Regions from separate parts of the Homo sapiens genome. Here region 2 is linked to region 1. The links are chromatin contacts, found by Hi-C or POLR2A ChIA-PET in ENCODE. All regions are on one chromosome and are shown on one strand. Each heading gives the region's core, a stretch centred on a gene start or an enhancer-like site at or near the end of the contact. The rest is flanking DNA. Distances are from core to core; before and after follow the strand shown.

What was found. Hi-C counts contacts between places; a loop is a spot of excess contacts on that map. ChIA-PET counts read pairs that join two places held with the same protein, here RNA polymerase II (POLR2A). Pooled maps may share reads with other maps.
Region 2: a map of mammary epithelial cell shows a loop between it and region 1 (2.3-fold over the local background). The contact joins the enhancer-like site here to the promoter of LINC02966 in region 1. A Hi-C loop is called at or near these places in 5 of 168 maps with a recorded cell type or tissue (Caco-2, PC-3, breast epithelium and 2 more) and 2 of 50 pooled maps. POLR2A ChIA-PET finds 5 or more read pairs at or near these places in 2 of 52 experiments (OCI-LY7 and activated T-cell).

The regions. Positions count from the first base shown.
Region 1 is chr2:113,322,178-113,329,460 of GRCh38, reverse strand. It overlaps LINC02966 (long intergenic non-protein coding RNA 2966), which reads right to left and starts at 4,423. Exons shown (of 4, transcript NR_183358.1): 1 at 3,908-4,423; 2 at 684-782. It overlaps LOC105373567 (a long non-coding RNA gene), which reads left to right and starts at 4,142. Exons shown (of 3, transcript XR_923223.4): 1 at 4,142-4,223.
Region 2 is chr2:113,368,205-113,375,487 of GRCh38, reverse strand. All of the region lies in intron 2 of LINC02966 (long intergenic non-protein coding RNA 2966), which reads right to left. It overlaps LOC107985936 (a long non-coding RNA gene), which reads left to right and starts at 494. Exons shown (of 2, transcript XR_001739651.2): 1 at 494-577; 2 at 4,724-5,096. Within about 2 kb of position 4,827, at least 3 of the 41 ENCODE cell types and tissues checked have a DNase peak (open chromatin) inside an H3K27ac peak, as active enhancers do.

The DNA.
Region 1 (7,283 bases), core at 3,174-5,673:
TGAGTCCTGGCTGCTAGATGACACCTTGAGTGAGTGAGGGGCACGAACAGAGGTGCTAGGAAGCCGACCCCATTCTCTCTGCACACGATGCCAGGGATGCCATTGGATCTCCTGTGTGGGGCTTCCTGAGAACCCCCCTTCCAGGCACCTGGAAACCCTTGCCAGCTCCCACACATCTGGTGATGAGCAAGCCCGCATGAAGCACAAGTGGAAAAGAGCAAGACACTCAAAACCTCTGTCTTTTTCTCTTCAAATATTTGCAGAGGGAGTGTGGCAGGAGCTCAGGAATGCGGTGCTTATTGCTCACACTACATTAAAATTCAGATTGGCTTGTGCAATATCCCTGGCATAACCGCTCTGTGCTGATATTTTTATAACTCTTAATATCAAACAAATTGCCTCTTCACTGAGACAGTTTAATGTGACGGGGGCCGTGCCCGCCAGCTTCCTCACGCCGGCCCCATAAAGATCACCGTTCTGTTACTGGGGACAGAGGAGCTATGAATTTACTGTCAAAAATATGACTGGATTATGCAGAGTAAATCTTGGACTGTATTAAAAGGATCATGGTGTTTTAATTTCTTTTCTCTCCCCATACACTTGCCACCACATCTTTTTTTACTAATAAAATAAGGTTGGGGCCTCCATGTTGAATCATCTATGAATCATCTTTTTTGGCCTACCTTCCTGTTTTTGTCATATTCATGCCTCTTCTTCAGTCATCAATAGATGCCTTTGGCTCTACCTTACATTCAGTAGACGCCTCCTCTTTCCTTCATGATCTGGGAGAGAAAAAGATTTGAATGGATTTTTCTAGAAAATCTCCACCATACTTCAACTTCAGGGTCAACAGAATCTTCTCTTGTTTGGGTAACTTTTACCCCAATGGCATCTGGGGAGTAGAGAGAACTATAGTTGAACACTACACTCTTCTTCATGAGCTCATTCTATCAAACACTCCTTTTATTACAAAGACATGATTTCCTACATAATTAGGAAAAATAGACTGTATTTATTGAATAATCAGTTCTCCCTTTCATTTATAAATCAAGGACCTAGAAAAATGCCAATCAGAGCAATCCATTGAGATAGTACGTATTCCCAAATTGAGTTGTTATAAATCAACCCAAAGCAAAGAAACCTGACATTTTACTAGCCCAAGTCACTTTACTGTAGGTAATCAGTCCTTTCCAAATATTGAACATAGTTTGTGAACTCTGCCCTCCCACCGTTACTGCCCTAGAGAGCCACTCAGAGACCCAGGACACTGAAGTTTAGAACAAGTGAGTAAGGTGTCCTCCAAGAAATACATTGATTGGAGGAGTTGTGTCAGTAGAAGTCTCAGTACAGCACATGCAAGTGCTAATAGCAGCAGAAACGCAAAGAACAAATGATCAAAGTGTTTTGCATCATCTTCCAGCCTTCCTAAGACCACACACTCCAGACTGACAGACAGACATACAAATGGACACCAGTCACACATTCTTGTTTTCAAGGCAGGGAGGAAAGCTTCCACTTGAAAAGTGCCCCATCACTTGAAAGGGTTACCTGTGTGAGGTCACATAATTTTGAGTGTTTTTCTCTCGTATCTTTATATGTCAAATCTTCTTTTTCTTCTCTACTTGTATTTTATGAAGTAATACTTAGGATGACTCCACCATTTTCAAGTTTTACATTTTCATATACTTTGAAATTGGTATCCTCACATAACATAGTTAACACCAATCAGAGGTAACTTCACCCAGTATTAAAACTTGGTGCACATTTGTTTCGTAAATGTTTTAGGAAGATTTGAACTGAATAATCTTTTTCTTTAAATATCATATCTTTTTTGTTTCCTATGGCTGAAGCCATATCCACTTCCTTTGCTTCCAGAACATGCCAGATTACCCTGGCTTGCAGAACTGGTCATCTTTGAAAATCTACAAAGTTCTAGAAAGGCTGATCTAGGCTAGGAACTCAGATCAGGCCCTGTAGAATTGTCAGCTATTAAAATATGTCACATCTTATGCTTATGAAACTAGGAAAAAGCATAAATCACGCTTTTATAACTGACTGCTATGGTCTGAATGTGTCCCCCAGAGTTCAAATGTTGGTAACTTAATCTCCAATGCAACAGTGTTAAGAGGATGGATATTTAAGGGTTATTGGGCTCTGTCCTCGTTAATGGATTAATGGTGTTATCATGGGAGTTAGTTATTGATGGAGCAGGTTTCTGATAAAAGGGATGAGTCTGCCCTGCTTTCTCTCTTGCTCCTTCCTGCTCTTTTCCCCTTCCTCCTTCCCGGCTAGGATGATACAGCAAGAAGGTCCTCACCAGATGCAGCCCCCAACCTTGGATTTCCCAGCCTCCAGAAGAGTAAGAACAAAAAAAATTTTCTTTATAAATTTCTTAGGCTGTGGTATTGTGTTACAGCAACACAAAACAGACTAAGACACTGACTATGATAAAAATGGGATGATCTAGGCCAGGTGCGGTGGCTCACACCTGTAATCCCAGCACTTTGGGAGGCCAAGGTGGGCGGATCACGAAGTAAGGAGATCAAGACCATCCTGGCTAACACGGTGAAACCCGATCTCTACTAAAAATACAAAAAATGAGCCGGGTGTGGTGGCAGGCACCTGTGGTCCCAGCTACTTGGGAGGCTGAGGCAGGAGAATGGCGTGAACCCAGGAGGCGGAGCTTGCAGTGAGAGGAGATCACGCCACTGCACTCTAGCCTGGGCAACAGTGCAAGACTCCGTCTAAAAAAAAAAAAAAAAAAAAAAAATCTGAATAATGCAAAAGTTAGGAAATCTTGATAATAGCAAAAATTTAGAAACAATCAAAATGAACAAAAATATGTGCCTTGTTAAAAAAAATCATCCATAGAGCATACAAACCTATAAAAAATCACTGTAACAACTTAAAATTTTGTTTTAGAAGAAATATTTAACATGATATAAAAAGGGACCGGGCGCGGTGGCTCACGCCTGTAATCCCAGCACTTTGGGAGGCCGAGGCGGGCGGATCACGAGGTCAGGAGATCGAGACCATCCTGGCTAACATGGTGAAACCCCGTCTCTACTAAAAATACAAAAAATTAGCCGGGCGAGATGGCGGGCCCCTGTAGTCCCAGCTACTCAGGAGGCTGAGGCAGTAGAATGGCGTGAACCCGGGAGGCGGAGCCTGCAGTGAACCGAGATCGCGCCACTGCACTCCAGCCTGGGCGACAGAGCGAGACTCCATCTCAAAAAAAAAAAAAAAAAAAAAAAAAGGTATTTACAATTTAACATCGAATGAAATAAAGCAGGTCAAAACAATGTTTACAATATGACCTTGTGTTTTAATACATATATATTTTGAGACTTAAGATAAATTCCAAATTGTTCGTAGTAGAATAACAGGTGATTATTATTTTCTTCTATGTTGCTTATCTCTGTTGTCTTAATGTTTGATGGAAAAAATAAGTGTATTGCTTTCAAAATAAGAGGGAAAAAAAGTAGTCTGGAAAATTGTTTTCATTGCACATCTGTGGGAGTTGAAAATTGAGCCTAGAGCTTATAAGACATTCTTGTATTCATGCATCTCAACAAATAATACTTATGGCCTCTAAGGTAAGCTAGCCCTGTGGCACTGCAGAAAAACCAAAGACCCACTACCTGCCCTCTGACAACTTATAGTTCTGCCACCCAAACAAGAGAAAACTTCAATCGCTGCCTTTGAGGTGAGAATTGAGGGCTCATCTCTGCCAAGGACCTCTGAGGCTTCCACAGCTCCTTGGACTGAGGTTGGAGCCAGCACTGCCTCCTGTGCCCTGAGGGTCCCAGGGGATCAGGGTGTGGCTGAAGTAGTCTGGGCCTGCAGCTACTTCCTCAGGTCCACTCTCCCACCCGGACTGCCTGTCCCATTGCCCTTGGACACCCACCTCGTCACACTCTTCTGTTTCTCCCCTTCCCATCCTCTCTGTCCGGTTTCTTCCAGGCCACCTCCAAAGAGACCTGCTGCTCCACCCCCAATCTGTTGCTTGTGCCTTACTAGAGGTTTCTGCCCTTTTCAGCGCCACATCCCAGGAAAGGAAGAAACATGCTCCAGGGCTGGAAGTTCGTCTTTGAGGGGAGGAAGTTCCCTGGAGTCTGCAGCAGATGGGGGAGGCCCCAGTGGGGCGCACGTGGATGCATTTCTGGGAGGAAACCAAGTACCATCCGCTCTCGCTCGCTCCCATCCAGTGTTTTCTTCCCCCAGTGAGTCTCTTAATTTTGCTCATTTATCTTAAAGAGCTCCGTGAGCGCCGTGGGCTCTGGTGGGGGGTGGGGGGGCGCACGGGGCCTCCGACACCCGACCCCCACGCCTGCCTCCCAGAGGAGCCATCCAGCGCGGACCAAATCTCATTTTCCTACAAATAGTTTGTCAGAAGCAGCAGGGCAAGTAATAAATCACGGAGAGCGAGAGCGGAGAGGGGAGGGGGAGACTGGCGAGGGGAGGGCGGGGCCGAGGGGGCGGAGGGAGGGTTGGCGGCGCCGAGGGAGGAGCGCGCGGGAGGCTGCGAGCGGCGGGGAGGGGCGCAGGCCAGGGAGAGACAAACGGAAAAGGAGGGAAGGAGATCGAAGAGACAAAGAGAGGAAAACACGAGGGAGGATGAGAAAGGGAGAAGGAGCCAGGGGAGTCCAGAGAAAGGAAGCAAAGGGAGAGGGAGAGACTGAAGAGAGGAACGGAAAAGACTGGAAAAGACAGCAAGGGGTGAATCAGGAAGCAGAGAAGGGGAAATAAAAGGAGAGGAGAAAATGAATCCAAAGAGGATGCAAAAAAGGAGGAAGGAGAGATGTCTGGTAGAGAGGCAGACCCGGAAAAGGAATGTGGGCGAGGGGGTGCTCCATGTGTCCTGAGCCCCCTCTATGCCCTGAGCCACAGGGGTGCCTGTAGTCCGACTCCTTGACCACGTCCTCCCCATCCTTATCCCTGCTGCCTGCTCCCGGTGGACTGATGCAGGATGCAGGCAAGGATGGGCTCATCTTGGTCCACTGTTAGCCGGCCTAGAGAGACAGTCATTGCAGTGTGTGTGTGTGTGTGTGTGTGTGTGTGTGTGTGTGTGTGTGTGTGTGATGGAGACAGGGAGGGAAACCTGCATACCAACTATTATGATGAAGACATGCGTTCTTAAGCAGGCTACTTCACTCTTCTGAGCCTCAGTTTTCTGATCTCGAAAATGGGAACAATAATCTCTCTTTTCAGGCTTGGGAGAATTTAAAGAGATGACCCACAGGAAAAGCATCTACCACACGGTGCAGGCTGTTGATTAGGAAACGCAGCCTCCCTTGAGTTTCTGTGTGGGTGAACCTGGCTCCTGGGGCCCCGGGTGGGGGTGCCAGGCTTCAGAATCTGCACACTGCTTCACCACCCCCGCAGCCTGTGATCCCAAGCCAGGCCCTCTGATCCGGCAGCTGTCAACACAAGCACACTCCAGTGCTTTCTGCTTTGCTGTTGGCCTCCCTCGGGAAGCTTTGAACACTACTGAGATCATCATTGTCAAACTCTCTGGGCTCTGGTGCAAGGGCAGTCAGATAAGGAGGAATATGACGTGCCAACCCTCCTCTTTGGTCCCCAGCCCCCAGCCTCACCCTGCTGACCTCTGGCTCCTGCTTAGCTCAGAAACTGTGGGCTCAGAACAAAGTTTGAGGTTCTGCTTCTCTGATTCACCCCTTTCTCCTTCCTGATTACTGGCATGGAGCCAGGCACTGCAGGACAGAAATCAGGTAACTTTACAGATGGGAGGAATGAAGTGGTGCTTTTAGGGGCCTATGTTGTGCTGGGCACCAAAGTAAACTGCATGAGGACAGGGACCTTGTCTGCATGGCCCACAGAACTATCCTGGCACAGTGCTGGCACATGTTGAGCTCATGAAATGAATAAGTCATTTGATATTGTGAATATGCATTCACTTATTCACAACTTATGACTAAAAAAAAGCTGTTATTCCATTTTATGGAAAGGGCAACTGAGACACAAAATCACAGGCAGGAAGTGATCAAACCAGGGGTTGAATCCAGAGCAATCTGTCTCCAAAGCATGTGTTCCTTCCGCTGCAGCCCATGGCCTCCAGGCATCCTGCCCGTCGATGCCTGAGGCACCAGGGAGTTAGGAATGGCAGAGACCCAAACCCATGATTCCTGCTGGACCTTCTCCTTACCCCCTAGATTCTGGAGAGGGCACCCCACAGAGCACTCCATTCGAGGTGGCCCATTCATTTCTGGGCTCCTTGCCATTGGCATTGTCCTCTAGCTCTGGACTTCAGGCTATGCCGCTCTCAGACCCTCAGCCCCAGCCCCCTGCCCTGCTTGGGACTTTGAAGATGAGGTCACATGCCTCAGAACTTCTCTCACCTCAGCTCTTAGGACCCCAGCCATACCTGCTCTGCCCCCCCTCCCCTCTAACCCTCCAGCAATGTGGGCTTTCTCTGGGGATCTCATGTCCAACCCTGACAAGCAGCAGAGCCCAGGGAAAAGAGAACCAGGTTCCGCTCTCCTGCCATGTACCAGCTAGATGACCCTGGGCAATTCTTTTCACCTCTCCAGGACTCAGGTTTCTCAACTGGAAAATGGGGATTTTAAAAAAAATCCATGCCTAACTCCCAAGGCTGTCACGAGAATGGATTAAGGCAAAAGCTGTGAAAGTGCTTTACAAATGAGAAAGCCTCCTATTCTTCACTTTCTTCTGATGGCAAATCCCCAGCTCTCCTTCCCAAGGTTCTTGCTCTCCCGGCACAATGTACCCTGAGCACTACACATGCCTGTCCACCTTTGCTTCATGAAGAACCATGATATGTCGCCATTCAAAATCCAAATAAAGCCTCACGAGTGAATCTACTTATGGGAGACAGAATAAAGCAATGGCTAAGAGCTCTAGCAAGAGTAAAAAATCAAGTCTCCAATTTTTAGCTCTACCACTTACTAACAGTGTTAACTTTGAACAATCATTTTACCTCTCTAAGCCTCAGTTTCCCCATCTATAAAGTAGGATAATAATAATACCTGTCTTATCAGGTAGATAATGTATATGTAACATTCCTTTCTTATCAGGTAGATAATGTATATGTAGCACTAGGGACATATTAAATACCCAATAAATGGCTACTGTTGTTATCTCCTCTTGTTTTAGTCTCGACTCTTGAAAAATGAATCAGTTTTCAGACTTCATAGCTTGTGACCTCTCTCTCGATGGTCCCAGTGTCAGTTCCTTGGTGCATGTCCTTGTTTTGTCTTCCTTCAGTGATGACCACAGCCTCCTTTTCCGGCCCCCAAGTCACC
Region 2 (7,283 bases), core at 3,578-6,077, 46 kb before region 1:
GTTGTGGGGTGGAAGCAGGGAAACCTCTGTCTCTTCTGCTCAATTGTGCTGAGAATCTAAAACTGCTCTAAAAAATAAAGTCTATTTTAAAAGAAAATGTCTCTACATATCACCCCAACCATGGAATGGAGGTGGGGACAGGGGGTAATCTTTTCCTCTTTCCACTCTTTGTCACTGTGGACAGACATTTCTTTCCCAAAGGGAATTACTCTATTTGGGGAAGGAGGCAGTGTGGGAAAGCAAGCAAGACAGCCTGTCATTGTCCAGTATGCTACTTATGACAAGTAACTCTTCCCATCTGATATGGTTTGGCTGTGTCCCCACCCAAATCTCAACTTGAATTGTATCTCCCAGAACTCCCACGTGTTGTGGGAGGGACCCAGTGGGAAGTAAGTGAATCATGGGGGCCAGTCTTTCCCGTACTATTCTCGTGATAGTGAATAAGTCACATGAGATCTGATGGTTTATCAGGGGTTTCCACTTTTGCTTCTTCCTCATTCTCTCTCTCCACCACCATGTAAGAAGTGCCTTTTGCCCTCCCCCATGACTGTAAGACCTTCCCCAGCCACGTGGAACTGTAAGTCCAGTTAAACCTCTTTCTTTTGTAAATTGCCCAGTCTCAGGTATGTCTTTATCAGCAGCGTGAAAACTGACTAGCACAGTAAATTGGTGCCAGTAGAGTGGGGCATTGCTGAAAAGATACTTGAAAATGTGGAAGCAACTTTGGAACTGGGTAACAGGCAGAGGTTGGAATAGTTTGGAGAGCTCAGAAGAGAGGAAAATATGGGAAAGTTTGGAACTCCCTAGGGATTTGTTGAATGGCTTTGTCCAAAATGCTGATAGCGACATGGATAATAAAATCCAGGCTGAGGTGGTCTCAGATGGAGACGAGGAACTTGTTGGGAACTGGAGTAAAGGTGACTCTTTAGCAAAGAGACTGGCAGCATTTTGCCACTGCCCTAGAGATCTGTGGAACTTTGAACTTGAAAGAGATGATTTAGGATATTTGGCAGAAGAAATTTCTAAGCAGCAAAGCATTGAAGAGGTGATTTGGTGCCATCAAAAACATTCAGTTTTATAAGGGAAGCAGAGCATAAGAGTTTGGAAAATTTGCAGCCTGATGATGCGATAAAAAAGAAAAACCTGTTTTCTGGGGAGAAATTCAAGCTGGCTGCAGAAACTTGCATAAGTAGCAAGGAACTTAATGTTAATCCCCAAAACCATGGGGAAAATGTCTCCAGGCCATGTTAGAGACTTTCACAACAACCCCTCCCATCACAGGCCAGGAGGCCCAGAAGGAAATAGTGGTTTCCTGGGGCCAGGCCGAGGGTCCCCATGCTGTGTGCATCTTAGGAACTTGGTGCCCTGTGTCCCAGCCACTCCAGCCATGGCTGAAAGGGGCCAATGTAGCACTCGGGGCCATGGTTTTAGAGGGTGCAAGCCTCAAGCCTTGGCAGCTTCCTAGTGGTGTTTAGCCTGTGGGTGCACAGAAATCAAGAACTGAGGTTTGGGAACCTCCTCCTAGATTTCAGAAGATGTATGGAAATGCCTGGATGCCCAGGCAAAAGTTTGCTGCAGGGGTGGGGACCTCATGGGGAACCTCTGCTAGGGCAGTGCAGAAGGGAAATGTGGGGTCAGAGCCCCCACACAGAGTCCCTACTGGGGCACTCCTTAGTGGAGCTGTGAGAAGAGGGCCACCATCCTCCAGACCCCAGTATGGTAGATCCACAGACAGCTTGCACCGTGTGCCTGGAAAAGCTTCAGACACTGCATGCCAGCCCATGAAAGTAGCCAGGAGGAAGGCTGCACCCTGTAAAGCCACAGGGGTGGAGCTGCCCAAGACCATGGGAACCCACCTCTTGCATCAGTATGGCCCAGATGTGAGACATGGAGTCAAAGGAGATCATTCTGGAACTTTAAGATTTGACTGCCCTGCTGGATTTCAGATTTTCATGGGCCCTGTAGCCCCTTTGTTTTGGCCAATTTCTCCCATTTGGAATGGTTGTATTTACCCGATGCCTGTACCCCCATTGTATCTAGGAAGCAATTGACTTGCTTTTGACTTTACAGGCTCATAGGCGGAAGGGACTTGCTTTGTCTCAGATGAGACTTTGGACTGTAGACTTTTGGGTTAATGCTGAAATGAGTTGAGACTTTGGGGGACTGTTGGGAAGGCAATGATTGGTTTTGAAATGTGAGGACATGAAATTTGGGAGGGGCCTGGGGCAGAATGATATGATTTGGCTGTGTCCCCACCCAAATATCAACTTGAACTGTATCTCTCAGAATTCCCGCGTGTTGTGGAAGGGACCCAGTGGGAGGTAATTGAATCACGGGGCCGGTCTTTTTCATAATATTCTCATGATAGTGAATAAGTATCACGAGATCTGATGGGTTTATCAGGGGTTTCTACTTTTGCTTCTTCCTCATTCTGTCTTGCCCACTGACCTGTAAGAAGTGCCTTTCACCCTTTACCATGATTGTGAGACCTTCCCCGGTCACGTGGAACTGTAAGTCCAATTAAACCTCTTTCTTTTGTAAATTGCCCAGTCTTGGGTATGTCTTTATCAGCAGCAAATGGACTAATACATCATCCCTCAACAAACTTGAGGCCACAGCCTTTGCACCTCAAAATCACCAAGCCCAGCCTCCAGTTACCAAAACTGATTAATCAGACAAGGAAGATCATAAGCTCCACACTCTTCCTCCATGTTATGGGACTACCACAGGAAACATTGCCTGGTTCGGGTCATACAAGCATGCCTTTGCCCCAGTTTTGACGTAAGAGCACCGATGATTTTCTTCTGCTGTCCTGACTCTCAGACCTTTTCTTTGGACGGTGGTGCTGACTCCATTCCCCGCTCCCATTGGCCGAATGTGACTCAGGCTGGACCAATCAGAGCCTTGCATTCCCCTGGCCATAGTGGTTGGTTCCAGATCAAGCCACACCTAAATCCACGCCCTAAACTCTTCTGTCACTTGAGCTTGTACATGTCCTCTTTGCTTAAGCAGTTTTGGGTTGGGTTTGCTGTCGCGTGCAACCGTAACAGCATTGAAGATTTATCCACACAGAGCCTGGTGCCTGTGACAGTGTGCCCGTATAAGGCCAGCTGCCAAGAAGACGCGAGCCTAGCATCCAGCCTTGAGTTTCTATGCAACTGTGTTGACTGGAGACTTCTGAGGAGAGAAGAGGCCTCTAGGAGACAGGCTAGGGTGGGAAGCGTTAAGACAGGGTAGGTGCCATCAGGAGCCTCCAAACCTGCCCCAGAGCCACCAGTCTGCCTCTGCGGGCCTCTCTCTGACGCCCTTCCAATCTGTGCCCTTTCTGCAGCTGTCTTCCCTCCATTGTCATAAATACAATCATGCAGCCAAGTGAGTCCAGACTCAGCCAGCTCTTTCTCATCCATACCCAGGGCTCTGCAATCTGCTTTCTTCTCCTTCTCCCTTTGTAGCCCATAATTGTGATGATCTGCCCCACACACCAAAGTCCACTGTCTCAGAACCTCACCCCAGACCCTCTGGGGGCCCTTGCCTTAACAGTCAGCTTCTCACTGACCACCCTCAGCTGAGGCTGAGGTTCCCTGACACATAGCAGTTCTCTGCTCTGGTGGTGCCCTAGAATCACTTGAAAAGATTGGACAAAACACTGAGGCCCGGCTGGGCGCGGTGGCTCACGCCTGTAATCCCAGCACTTTGGGAGGCCGAGGTGGTTGGATTACGAGGTCAGGAGATCGAGATCATCCTGGCTAACACGGTGAAACCCAGTCTCTACTGAAAATACAAAAAATTAGCCGGCTGTGGTGGCGGGAGCCTGTAGTTCCAGCTACTCGGGAGGCTGAGGCAGGAGAATGGCGTGAACCCGGGAGGTGGAGCTTGCAGTGAACTGAGATCACGCCCCTGCACTCCAGCCTGGGCGACAGAGCGAGACTCCGTCTCAAAAACAAAAACAAAAACAAACAAACAAAAAACACTGAGGCCTGGGCCTCATTTGCAGCTCTTCTGATTTAACTGCTCATGAGTAGGGCCCAGGCAACAGGATTTTGTAAAATTCCCCAGATGATTCTAAGGTGCAGTGATACAGTGTGAGTCTCTGCTCACAATTTCTGGGGAAGCTCCAAGCATGGCCCTTTGCACATGCTTGTTGCGTTTAAGGAAAAGTCCACACACAAATGCAAAGAGCTTCACGAGGCACTTCAAACTAGTGTCCCTTTTCTTCAATCCTCTCAGTGGTTTCCATGGCACCTGGAGTGGCCTAGAAGGCAGTGTCTGTGACTTGGCCCCTGTCTGCCTCTCCTTCCACATCTGGAAGCACTCTCCTATTGCAGACCATGAGGCATCCCCCCGGCCTTCATTCTGCTCCCTTATCCTGGTGACTTCCATCGCAAGCCTGACTTCTGTGCATCAGTCAGCCTGGGCTTAAACATCCCAGGCTACCCCAACTGAAACAGGTCTCCTCCCCAGTCACTCCATTGCATCATTTTGCTTCATTGTCATAGTATTTCGCACTATCTGAAATTACTTTGTTTTTTATCTGTATAAATTTTTTATTGCCCATCTTACATCCCCCTCCCCTCCAACACACACACACATATCCAGTAAAGTAAGCCTCAAGAGGACAATTCTGTCTGTTCTTTCATGTCTGTATCCCAGTACCTACTGCCTGGGAGTACACCTGGAGCTCAGCAAACATTCACTGACTAAATGGTTGCATTTTCCCCAGCAGGATGTACAGACGAAAAAAGACCAGAGGATATCAAATCTCACCACAAGGTGGGAGCATGCGTCCAGTCAATCGAGAGATCCTCTGTGCTGCGCACTGAGAGCACTCGGAGAGAAATCGTCAACGTGAGGCGCCTCTGGCTTTCCATCCTTCCATATCTGTCTAATTAACTCACATGCTAAGAAGACCAGCCATCAAGCCAGACAAGGAAGCTGGGACTTCAAATTTCCCCTACCTAGCCTCAACTATTCTCCCTTTATGATGGGCACATTAATATTCTTCCAAAATATCAGCATCATTTTGCAACTGGCTACAAAATACTTTAAAAGGAAAGATTCCACATGTTCCAGAAATAAAGTGCTTGAAATACTTTTGACGATGAGGATAAAACCCGTGTTTTAAGAGGAAGTTAGCTAAGGCTGGAGAGTTGGAACCCTCTGGCTTACTGATATTTATTGATCAATTACTGTATGCCCAAACATGTTGTGTAATAGTTGATCAGTAACTACTAAGTATAAACAAACTTTGACACTCCTTACCACAAATGGGCTTTAATAATAACAAACTAGTGAAGTTGGTTGGGCACAGTGGTTCACGCCTATAATCCCAGCACTCTGGGAGGCCGAGGAGGGTGGGTCACAAGGTGAGGAGTTCAAGACCAGCCTGGCCAGGTCTTTTGTATTTTTTGTAAAATACAAAAAATTAGCCAGGCATGGTGGTGGGCGCCTGTAATCCCAGCTACTCGGGAGGCTGAGACAGAGAATTGCCTGAACCCAGGAGGCAGAGGTTGCAGTGAGCCGAGATCATGCCACTGCGCTCCAGCCTGGGCAACAGAGCAAGACTCCATCTCAAAATAAAAATAAAAGTAAATTGGTAAAGTCCTTTTTTTATATAGATTTTTCCCATGTGTCTGGGAAGACAAAATGAACATTTGAAACATGAAGCAGTAAAGTGCTCAAATTTGGTAGTTTGAACAATTAAAAGTTAGGGTAACTGTAGTATGCTGTTGAAGTATGCTGAATGAAGTATGCTGTTGAAGTATGCTGAATAAAGAAGAGAGCAAGCAACTTGGAGAAAGAAAATCAGAGTCTTCTGCTTGGGGTCTTAGTCACTTTACCTCTGAGTACCTGATTTGGGGGTGAAGCCCCCAGAACCACATATGCTTCATTTTCATAGTATTTAACACTATCTGCTCCATGCAAGTTCATTGAACAAATGAATCCATTTGTAGAGAGGGAATGATAATAATATTAACCTCTGTGGCTAGGAGGTTTAAATGAAATAATGAAGCCAAACAGGTTTTGTAACTCATAAAATGCTACAATATATTGTATATTATGATTAAATGCTAATCATACAGCCCAACAATAGGAGAGCCTGAGGCAGGCACGGAGGAGTCATTGTCCACCAGAGACCTGTGGGAAGGCTTCTTAGAGACGGGAGAGGGGCAAAGCTCTGGAGCATACCTCTCCACCTTTCTCCATCACGAGCAGCCAATCGGCATTTAGCATACCCCACCAGGCAGCAGGAACCCCCTTGCCAGTCTTCATGGAGAACATGGGTTCTCATCTGGGAACAAGTCCATGCTCCAAAGGCCAGAAATGCTTCCCTCTTGGCCAGATTCTTTCCAAATGGCAGAGAGTGACTTTTCAGCAAATTGGATCTAATAATATTCCTGCCAGGAACCCTCCTACCCCCACCTCACACATTAACATCCTAGGAAGAAAGGCTCTGGAGCCATTCAGAATCTTATTATTGCCACTATAATTATTATAGTTATGACTATGACAATCATTATAAGGAAAATCATCCAAATGTAGTAAGGCAAAAAAAAAAAAAAAAAAAAAAAAGAAGGTGACTTCATGGCTATGAACAGAGTTAAAAGGCCAGCAGATAAAGAGAAATGTCAATCTCTCTTCTGCCAGGCCACCTCCAAGTGTGTGGGGAAGCTGGGTGTGTATTGCAGGGGTGCAGGGGAACTGCCCTATGGGAGGAAGAAGTCCTTTCCTTCTCCTTCCTGTCCAATACTTGTCTGTTCTCCTTTCCAAATGTCTCTAGCAGCCCTCATTTCCTCTCCATCCCTTCTTTGACTGCCTGAACTCAGGCCCTCATCACCTCTTGCCTGTATTATTGCAAGACCCCCCTCACCCACCTTCCAGCCTCTGGGTTCACCCAGTCTCTCTAGTGTTGCCCCAAAGGGATCTTTTTAAAATAGATGGCATCATGACACTCCTCTGTAAAACCCAGGCGAAGCTTCCCATGGAAAATATGAGAATATATGTGGAAGTCTTCTGCATGGCTTGAAAGGCTTCAGAATGGTGCTATTATCTGCATGTTTGTGTCCCTCAGAAATTCACAAGGTGAAGGTGTTAGGATGTGGGGCCTTTGGGAGATGATTAGATCATAAGGGTGGAGCCTATGGGAATGAAATTAATGTCCTCATAAAAGAGGCTGCAGAGAGGCCCCTCACCCCTTCTGCCATGTGAGGACCCTGCAATAAGGTGCTTTCTATAAGTCAGAACACGGGCCCTCACCAGATATCCAATCTGCCTTGATCTTGGAC